2 separate regions of the Homo sapiens genome follow, and region 2 is linked to region 1. A link is a contact called in ENCODE Hi-C or POLR2A ChIA-PET data. All regions are on one chromosome and are shown on one strand. Each heading gives the region's core, a stretch centred on a gene start or an enhancer-like site at or near the end of the contact. The rest is flanking DNA. Distances are from core to core; before and after follow the strand shown. Region 1 holds the start of MISP3 (MISP family member 3). Region 2 overlaps ADGRL1 (adhesion G protein-coupled receptor L1).

Region 1 (3,494 bases), core at 634-3,133:
GACCTGCGCACTGCATCCAGGCTCGGGGTGGCGGTTTGGGCCTCAAGACCACCGTCTCCTCTTCACCCCGGGGATGCGTCCCAGACTGAGTTCTGACCAGAGTGGCCCTCCAGGGAGGATGCACTTTTCCCCACCAAGCGTCCTGGCACCGGAGGGGTGGGGGGACCGACAAGCGCTAGAGGCACACGGGTAAGGGGGCTCCCACCTGCTCCAGGCCGTTCTCCGAGACCTTTCTGCGGGGGGGCCAGATCACCACCAACTTTCCGTCGCCCCTGCTCGCTGCGGGGGAAGGGGCGCTCAGCTCACCAGCTGGCGGCAGCCAGGATGAAAGGCCGGCCGCACCCCTTAAACACACACAGGCGTTCACCCTCCGCCTCCCCATGAAAGCCTCCATTCAACTCCAGGCACCCAGGAACCCGAGGGAGGAGGGAGGTGAACCCAGAATGGAGAAGCAGGAGCCCGAAAATTCAGAGGGAGGACCCAGGAGTGCCAGAACCCAGTCAGGGTTCCCTGGAACCCGACAAAAAGGAAGACATCTGGAATGCCCCCACCCCCGCGCAGCCTGGGTGGTGTGGATCAGAGAGTCCATCACTCCCGGTGGAGGGGTGGATCACAGCGAGTAATGGAGCTCCAGAAGGGGTAGGCAAGAGACAAAATTGAGAGGGGGTCTGGGAGCTTGGAGGGAGAGACCCCGAGAATCGGAGGGCCACAGGAGGGGCCACTGAAGTTGGGCAATCGGTGGGGGCGGCTGGAACCCTGGGGGTCCCGGCGTTGCTACGCCCGCGGCTTACCGGTGAGGCTCGGCGTAGGCTCCTTGAACTCCGCGGTGCCATAGACGCTGCGCCGCTGGCGCTGCAGTTCCTGCTCGCGCTCGCGCACGGCGCGCACCTCCTGCTCCAGCAGTGACGGAGTGAAAGGCGGCGGGGCGCTGCCCAGCACCCGGCACCCGCCCTGCACGGCCGAGCGCGGCCGTCCCCCAGGCTCTGGCAGCCTCTGCGGGCCCGCGCCGTCCCCCGCCCCCGCCGAGGAGCCGCTCCCCGCCGCGGCCTCGAAGAAGCGCTTGAGTTCGCCCAGCGGCTGCGGCGGCGACCGGGCGCGCGGCTCGGGGACCGCGGGGCGCGCCAGCGCCGCCTGCCGGTGGGCCTCCCGCTCGATGTCCCGCTGCATCTGCGCGCCCGCCCGCGCCCGCTCCAGGGCGCGCGGGAGCGCGGGGCCAGGACCCGGCAGGTTGAGCACCGGCCGCACGCGCAGCTCGACGAGTTCACGGCCTGCGCGGCCCGGGCTCAGGCCCCGGCTCCGGCGCAGGCTCTCCTCGCGTTCGCAGCTGCGGCGGATTTCGCGCTCGATGGGCGTCTCCATGAACCGCTCCTCCGGGGGACGCTGGGGAGCCTCGGGGCACGGCGGAAAACGCAGGTGGGGGGCTTCCGAGCCTGACCTGGAGGAGGAGGTCTTAGGGCCTGGAGGGGGATGCTGCCCCTGGACCTCCGCCCTTTGCGCTTCGGACGGCCCAGGGTCGTCTCTGCCTGGCTCAGGACTCTCAAAGCCCGCAGCTGTGGACAGCCCGGGGCTCTCTGCGTCCTGCTCGACTGATGGCTCGAGGACTTCGCTCTCTTGCTCCAGGATCTCCACGTCCTTTGCGGAGGGCTTGGGGACCTCGGTGTTCAGCTCCGCAGCAGCTCTGGGGCTTCGCTGTCTGGCCCTGGGGACTCCTGGCCCTCCTCTTCAGACGACCCCAGGGTTTCGTTCTCCGGCCGGTGGGGGCCTTCGTGTCCAGGGTTGGAAGCAGTTCGGAAGCCTCAGTTCCCAACCGGGGTTTTGATTCCCAGAGCGAGGACAGAGGGCACTGTGAGGCACCTGTGGCGGCAGTGGCGGCCGTGGGTTCCAAGGCGTCGCCCGCACCGGCGGCTTCTCTGACCCGCCTCTGGCCTCCAGGAACGGCCCCCGGGGGCAGGGCCGGGCACCGCCCCCGGCACCTGCCAGGAGGACTCCCGCCCCGCCCTGGCCCCGCCCTCGGGACAGGGGCGCCTCGGTGGGGCACTCAGTTTCATCAACTAGCGCGCCCAGTCACCTCAGGGCACGGGACTTCTTGGAAGAGGGCTTCCCTAGACCCGGCCCCGCTCTCTGGGGGGCCATTCTGGGTGCTGGGTTCTACTGAGCGCACCCTGGCACTTTTTCAGAGCCATGTCCCCGTCATCGTCCCGGAGACTGGGCCCAGCAGCGCGTCGGACTGGGGTTCTGAACCACTAGCCGCTTGGTGAGGTGTCCCCCGAAGCCGTATTTTCGGGACCCGGGCAGTCCCGCTTGGTCGTGCCAGCCGGCAGGCAGCGACTCCTCAGGCCCCTGGGCCCTCCCTCCGATCCAGCCTTGCAGCGCACAGCTCCGGCCCGAGGGGGCGCCAGGAGCCGCCTTACTGGCCGCTGGGGTCTCCCTACCAATGCTTGGGCTCAGCGAGGTTCCCAGCCGCGCACCACTGCCCCCACGCCAAGCCGAGAAGCGGCTTCCCCTCTCCTCCCGGAAAAATCCGGGAGGTGTCCGCTGCCAAGGGCACTCCCGGATTGAGGGAGGAGGGAGAGACGGACACAGTGCGCCGTGGGCGCAGCTTAGCGGTTGCAGTTGAAAGGCGGTCACCTTGGGCCCGGGCGCCTGGGGAGGCCCAGACAGGAAACAGGAGGCGTCCAGGGTAGGGGGAAAGAGCAGCTGGGGCCGGATCATGCGGTTCAAGGGCAGGATCGATGCCCTTGCGCGGGCCACCCTCCCCTAGGGACGTTTTCCACTTTCCCCCTAATGGAAGCAGACTCTTCCCAGAACCTGCCCCCAACCCCACCATTCTGGGGTGCCCAGAAGGAAAAATACAGTTACCGGCCGGGCATGGAGGCTCATGCCCGTGATGCCAGCACTTTGAGAGGCCGAGGCGGGAGGATCACCTGAGGTCAGCAGTTCGAAACCAGCCTGGCCAGCATGGCCAAACCCCGTCTCTACTAAAAATACAAAAAAAAAATTAGCCAGGCCTGGTGGTGGGCGCCTGTAATCCCAGCTACTCGGGAAGCTGAGGTGGGAGAATCACTTGAACCTGGGAGGTGGAGGTTACAGTGAGCCAAGATCGCGCCACTGCACTCTAGCCTAGGCAGCAAGAGCAAAACTCTGTCTCAAAATAAATAAATAAATAAATAAATAAATAAGCTGTATACTTCTGGGAAAAAGTTTTCTCTATAGCACCTTCCCCACTGCATCATCTCCTGGTCCTTCCTCCAGCCATGCCAACTGGGCTGGGTTCTTGGCCCCCTTTCACGGGAACATTTTTTTCTTTTTCTTTTTCTTTTCTTTCTTTCTTTTTTTTTTCTTTTTTTTTTTTTTTTTTTTTTTTGCCGGTCTCAGTCTTTAATCGTGGCAGGGCCTTACGCACGCGCACACATACACACACTCAGGCTTCAGATCTTGTTGAAAGCTGCGATATCGACACTCTGCACGTGCTCCTCAAATTTAGTGATCTCCTC
Region 2 (3,494 bases), core at 609-3,108, 95 kb before region 1:
TCCCAAGGGCAGAGGCTTCGTCTTCACCCGCCGCCCCAGCGCCCAGACCCATGCCTGGTTCAGGATGTGCTCAGTAATATTACCAATGCCCTTTAAGCCAGCTGAGCCTGTTTATTCATCTGTGATGGGGTGGAGAGGGGTCAAAAGCCTTCCCTGGGAAGCCACAAGGAGTAGCGACAACGCATGTCAAGCTTGTGTGCACCCGAGCTGTAGATGCAAAGGAAATGGTGCCTGCTTTCGCCAGCCATGTGGCCTCACTTCAGTGTGCCTCAGTTTTCCCATCTGTAGACAGGGTTCTCAAAAGACGGCCAGTGAGGTGCGTAGCATAGTTGCTGGCCCCTCGTGAGTGCTGGACACTTGGTAGTCGTTGCTTTTGTTGCAGCTCCTTGTAATGCCTCTTGTCAATTACGATTATTGCTGTGGTAATCAAAATTAAAATAACAACGGATAATGACCCAACTTCTCCCGAGGCAGGTGAGATAAAGGGCAGGAAAAATTCCTCGGTCCAGGTGGAAGCCAAAGCAAGTAGACGAGAGGCTCAGGTCAAGCCGCAGGAAAGAAGCTAGGGGAGGAGAGGAGCTGAGAAACCTCCTGGAGCCGAGGCCCTGAGCGTGGTCCAGGGGCTACAACCGACAGAGACCAGGCAGGCTCCAGGGACAGAGGGCAGGACAGTTCAGAGGATGAGTGGCTGCCTGTCTGATGGAAGAGAGATAGCCTGAGCCCTTGGGGAGACAGGAGACACACGCACACACACACACGCGCAGACATGTGTGCACACATACGGGGTGGATGTTGGGGGCAGAGCTAACTCCTGATGCTCCAGAGGAAGGAGGCTGGAGTTAAAGCGGGGACAGGAGGTAGCTAGAGGACAGGGAGGCCAGGCACTCACTTGTCCCCAAAATGTTCACTGAGCATCTCCTGAGTGCCAGGCCCTGGGTGAGGCGCTGGGAAGGGAGGCAGAGGCTGCCCCTGCGGAGCTCCCTGCTGGAACCTTCAGAGAGGGGCCAGGAGAGCCAGTCCCTCCAGTCAGAAGTTCCTGAGGGGCCAGGGATGCAGAGGGGGAGCGGCCTGGGCAGCCACCTGGCCCAGGGCTTCAGAGGCTGGGGGTGACCCCAGTGCTGGTGAGGGTGGGTCAGGGGTGGGTGGCAGGGGGCACGTGATGTGTGGGAACCCTCCCACACAGTGGACAAGCCCGACTAATGCTGGATTTGCTTTGCAGCTGAGCACAGTCTAACCGCGCCCCTTCCTCCCCTAGGTGCCGCCCGTCCGCAGGGCAGCGGGCAGGGCGGAGCTCCCAGCTCCTGGGCCCCCGGGCCCTGGGTGGGTTGAGCAGAGAAGCCGAGCCTCAGACTTGCCCCTGGGGAGCCTGGGAGCGTGTCTGTGCCCCCACTTGCTGTCCCACCCAGTCTGTGTCCCCCACCCCCGCCACCTCTCTGCCTCCGTCTCCCCAACCCTGGCTCTCTCTGGGGCCCGGGTGCAACTGCCCGTCTGCCTGTCGTTCTGTGTCTGGCTCTGCCACCTTCTCTCTGTGTTTGCTTCTTCTGGGTTGTGAGGGCTTGGGGGAAGTCAGCTGGACCTGGGTGAGGCCAGCATAAAGGGGAAGGAGTTCAGCCTGTTTCTTGGCTGAGGGTGGGCCCAGGCCCTGGGAGACACTGAAATCCTTCCCCTGGGGCCCCTGGTTCTAGCAGGAGGGCAGCAGGCAGGGTGGGAAGGGAGCCGAGTGGCTTATCCACCCCACCACTCCCTGGTGCCCCCTCTGACCGGAGCCCACCTCCCAGCTGGGGCTCCCTACTCCCTGCCCCCGCCTTGCACCAAGGGTGCCCCCTCCCACCTGAGGGCTCTGTCTGCCTGCCTGTACCCCCCTACCACCCCTGTGTCTTTCTGTGTCTTCTCCCTCCTGTGTGTGTCCCCCTCGTCCCTCTGACTGTCTCCCCAGCACCCTCTCACCCCACCTGACCACCCCCAGAGGAAGGGACCTGGGGGCGGGGGCCCGAGCTGATGCTACGGAAGGGGTTGGGGAAGCAGGAGCGAGGAAGGAAAGGAAAAGGGGGCGTGTTGCCAGAAAAGAAACGAAAGCAATTTAATCTCTTTTTTTTTCTCTTTTTTTCTTGCACATTTTTTTTTTCAATTTGTTTTCTCTCTCTCTTCCGATGCTTAAAGTAGAAGTGGAGCAGAAAGGTAAACGCACTGTTACCAATGCTAACCCCTAACTCACACTTTGTTCTACCTGTACCATACTTATGTGACCTGCCCTCCCCCGGCCCCTTCTTCTCTCCCCAACCCACACTTGGTCCGGTCGGTATCCCCCACCCTGGGTTGTCCTCCCAGTGGGACCAGCCCTGGTGCGGCCACGGGCATCTCCACCCTCCAGATACCCACGGAAGCTCCTCTCTGAGCTTGGGCAGGATTTTCTCTCTCTCGCTGTTTCTGTCTCTCTCTGTCCCTCCTTCCTGGTCCCTGGCCCTTTCGGGGGACCTGGCCTTTTCTCATACTTCTTTTGCCTCCTTCAGGAGAAGTGTATAAGCATCCAGGGCGGGTGGGGAGGGAGGGACTCCCTTCCCCGGCTCCCCCACTGGGGCACCGGGTGAGCTGTCTCTCTCTCTCTCTCTCTTTCTCTCTCTCTCTCTCTCTGTCTCTCCCCTCTCTCTTCCTCCTTCCCCTGTACCTTTTATAACATGTTTCTGGTTCATGGGAGGCGGGCTGGAGGGGACACCATTGTTTTCCTTTTGGGGAGCAGATTCTCCTATGTCTCGGGCTCCTGGTGGCTTAAGTTCCTTCTGGTTTGATGTTTCCAAGGCCCAGAGCTGTTTTGGAGCATGGAGCACCAGTCCTCCCCACCCCCAACCTGATCCCCATCTCTGACCAGCTGGGGGCCCAGCCCTGGGGAGGGGTGTCAGCTGTCCCCAGCCCTGGGAGGGGGCAGCCTGCCAAAAAATGAAAAAATGAGGGCGAGGGGGCGGGGGCGGGCCTCGTGGTTGGGGGAGCGAAGGGTGGGGGAGCGTGTTCTCTGTTTCTTTCACACTTGCAAAGCTGCAGTCAGGGTTTCTTCTGGGCTGTTGTGGTTAGAGGACCAGGGAGATGGGCGGCGGGCGGCGGGGGCACAGTCTGGGGACTTCCACAGACTCCGTAATTTCTAGCAGAGAACTCCCTAGTGGATGGGGCTGGCCATTACTGGCTGTTATTGGGGGGAGCGGAGGTGCTGCTGCTGAGGGGCTTCTAGGGTGAGATGTTAGGGATGACCATTTCCTCTCCAGAAAGTTTTGGGAAATTTACCCATCTGAGGCCGGCAGCAGCAGGCAGGGCTGGAGGACATGGCCTTTAGGGATCCCTTTTGCCTTGAAATTACAGTGGTCTGTGGAGCATCCCTTCCGAAGGAGGTGGGGCAGGGTCCCTCTGAGCTGCTCCCCTCCCCGTCTTCCCCTCTCCCCCATCTCAGAGAGGCCTGGGCTGCTGGCCCCAGGTCCGCCCCCTCACCACACCCCTCCAGTCTCCTC

Evidence for each region. Hi-C counts contacts between places; a loop is a spot of excess contacts on that map. ChIA-PET counts read pairs that join two places held with the same protein, here RNA polymerase II (POLR2A). Pooled maps may share reads with other maps.
Region 2: a pooled map shows a loop between it and region 1 (2.2-fold over the local background). The contact joins the enhancer-like site here to the promoter of MISP3 in region 1. A Hi-C loop is called at or near these places in 2 of 50 pooled maps. POLR2A ChIA-PET finds 5 or more read pairs at or near these places in 4 of 52 experiments (K562, activated CD4-positive, alpha-beta T cell, activated naive CD4-positive, alpha-beta T cell and 1 more).

Annotation. Positions count from the first base shown.
Region 1 is chr19:14,071,175-14,074,668 of GRCh38, reverse strand. It overlaps MISP3 (MISP family member 3), which reads right to left and starts at 1,883. Exons shown (of 3, transcript NM_001291291.2): 1 at 792-1,883; 2 at 206-279. The coding sequence starts at 1,359. It overlaps MIR1199 (microRNA 1199), which reads right to left and starts at 1,308; the gene lies at 1,190-1,308. It also overlaps the pseudogene EEF1DP1. RefSeq lists an enhancer at 207-727 and silencers at 915-1,324, 1,895-2,064.
Region 2 is chr19:14,165,700-14,169,193 of GRCh38, reverse strand. All of the region lies in intron 4 of ADGRL1 (adhesion G protein-coupled receptor L1), which reads left to right. It overlaps ADGRL1-AS1 (ADGRL1 antisense RNA 1), which reads right to left. Exons shown (of 3, transcript NR_045214.1): 3 at 1-417. Among named protein-coding and RNA genes, the nearest start is that of ADGRL1-AS1, 30 kb to the right of the region's middle. RefSeq lists a silencer at 1,184-1,373 and an enhancer at 1,244-1,743. Within about 2 kb of position 1,858, at least 7 of the 41 ENCODE cell types and tissues checked have a DNase peak (open chromatin) inside an H3K27ac peak, as active enhancers do.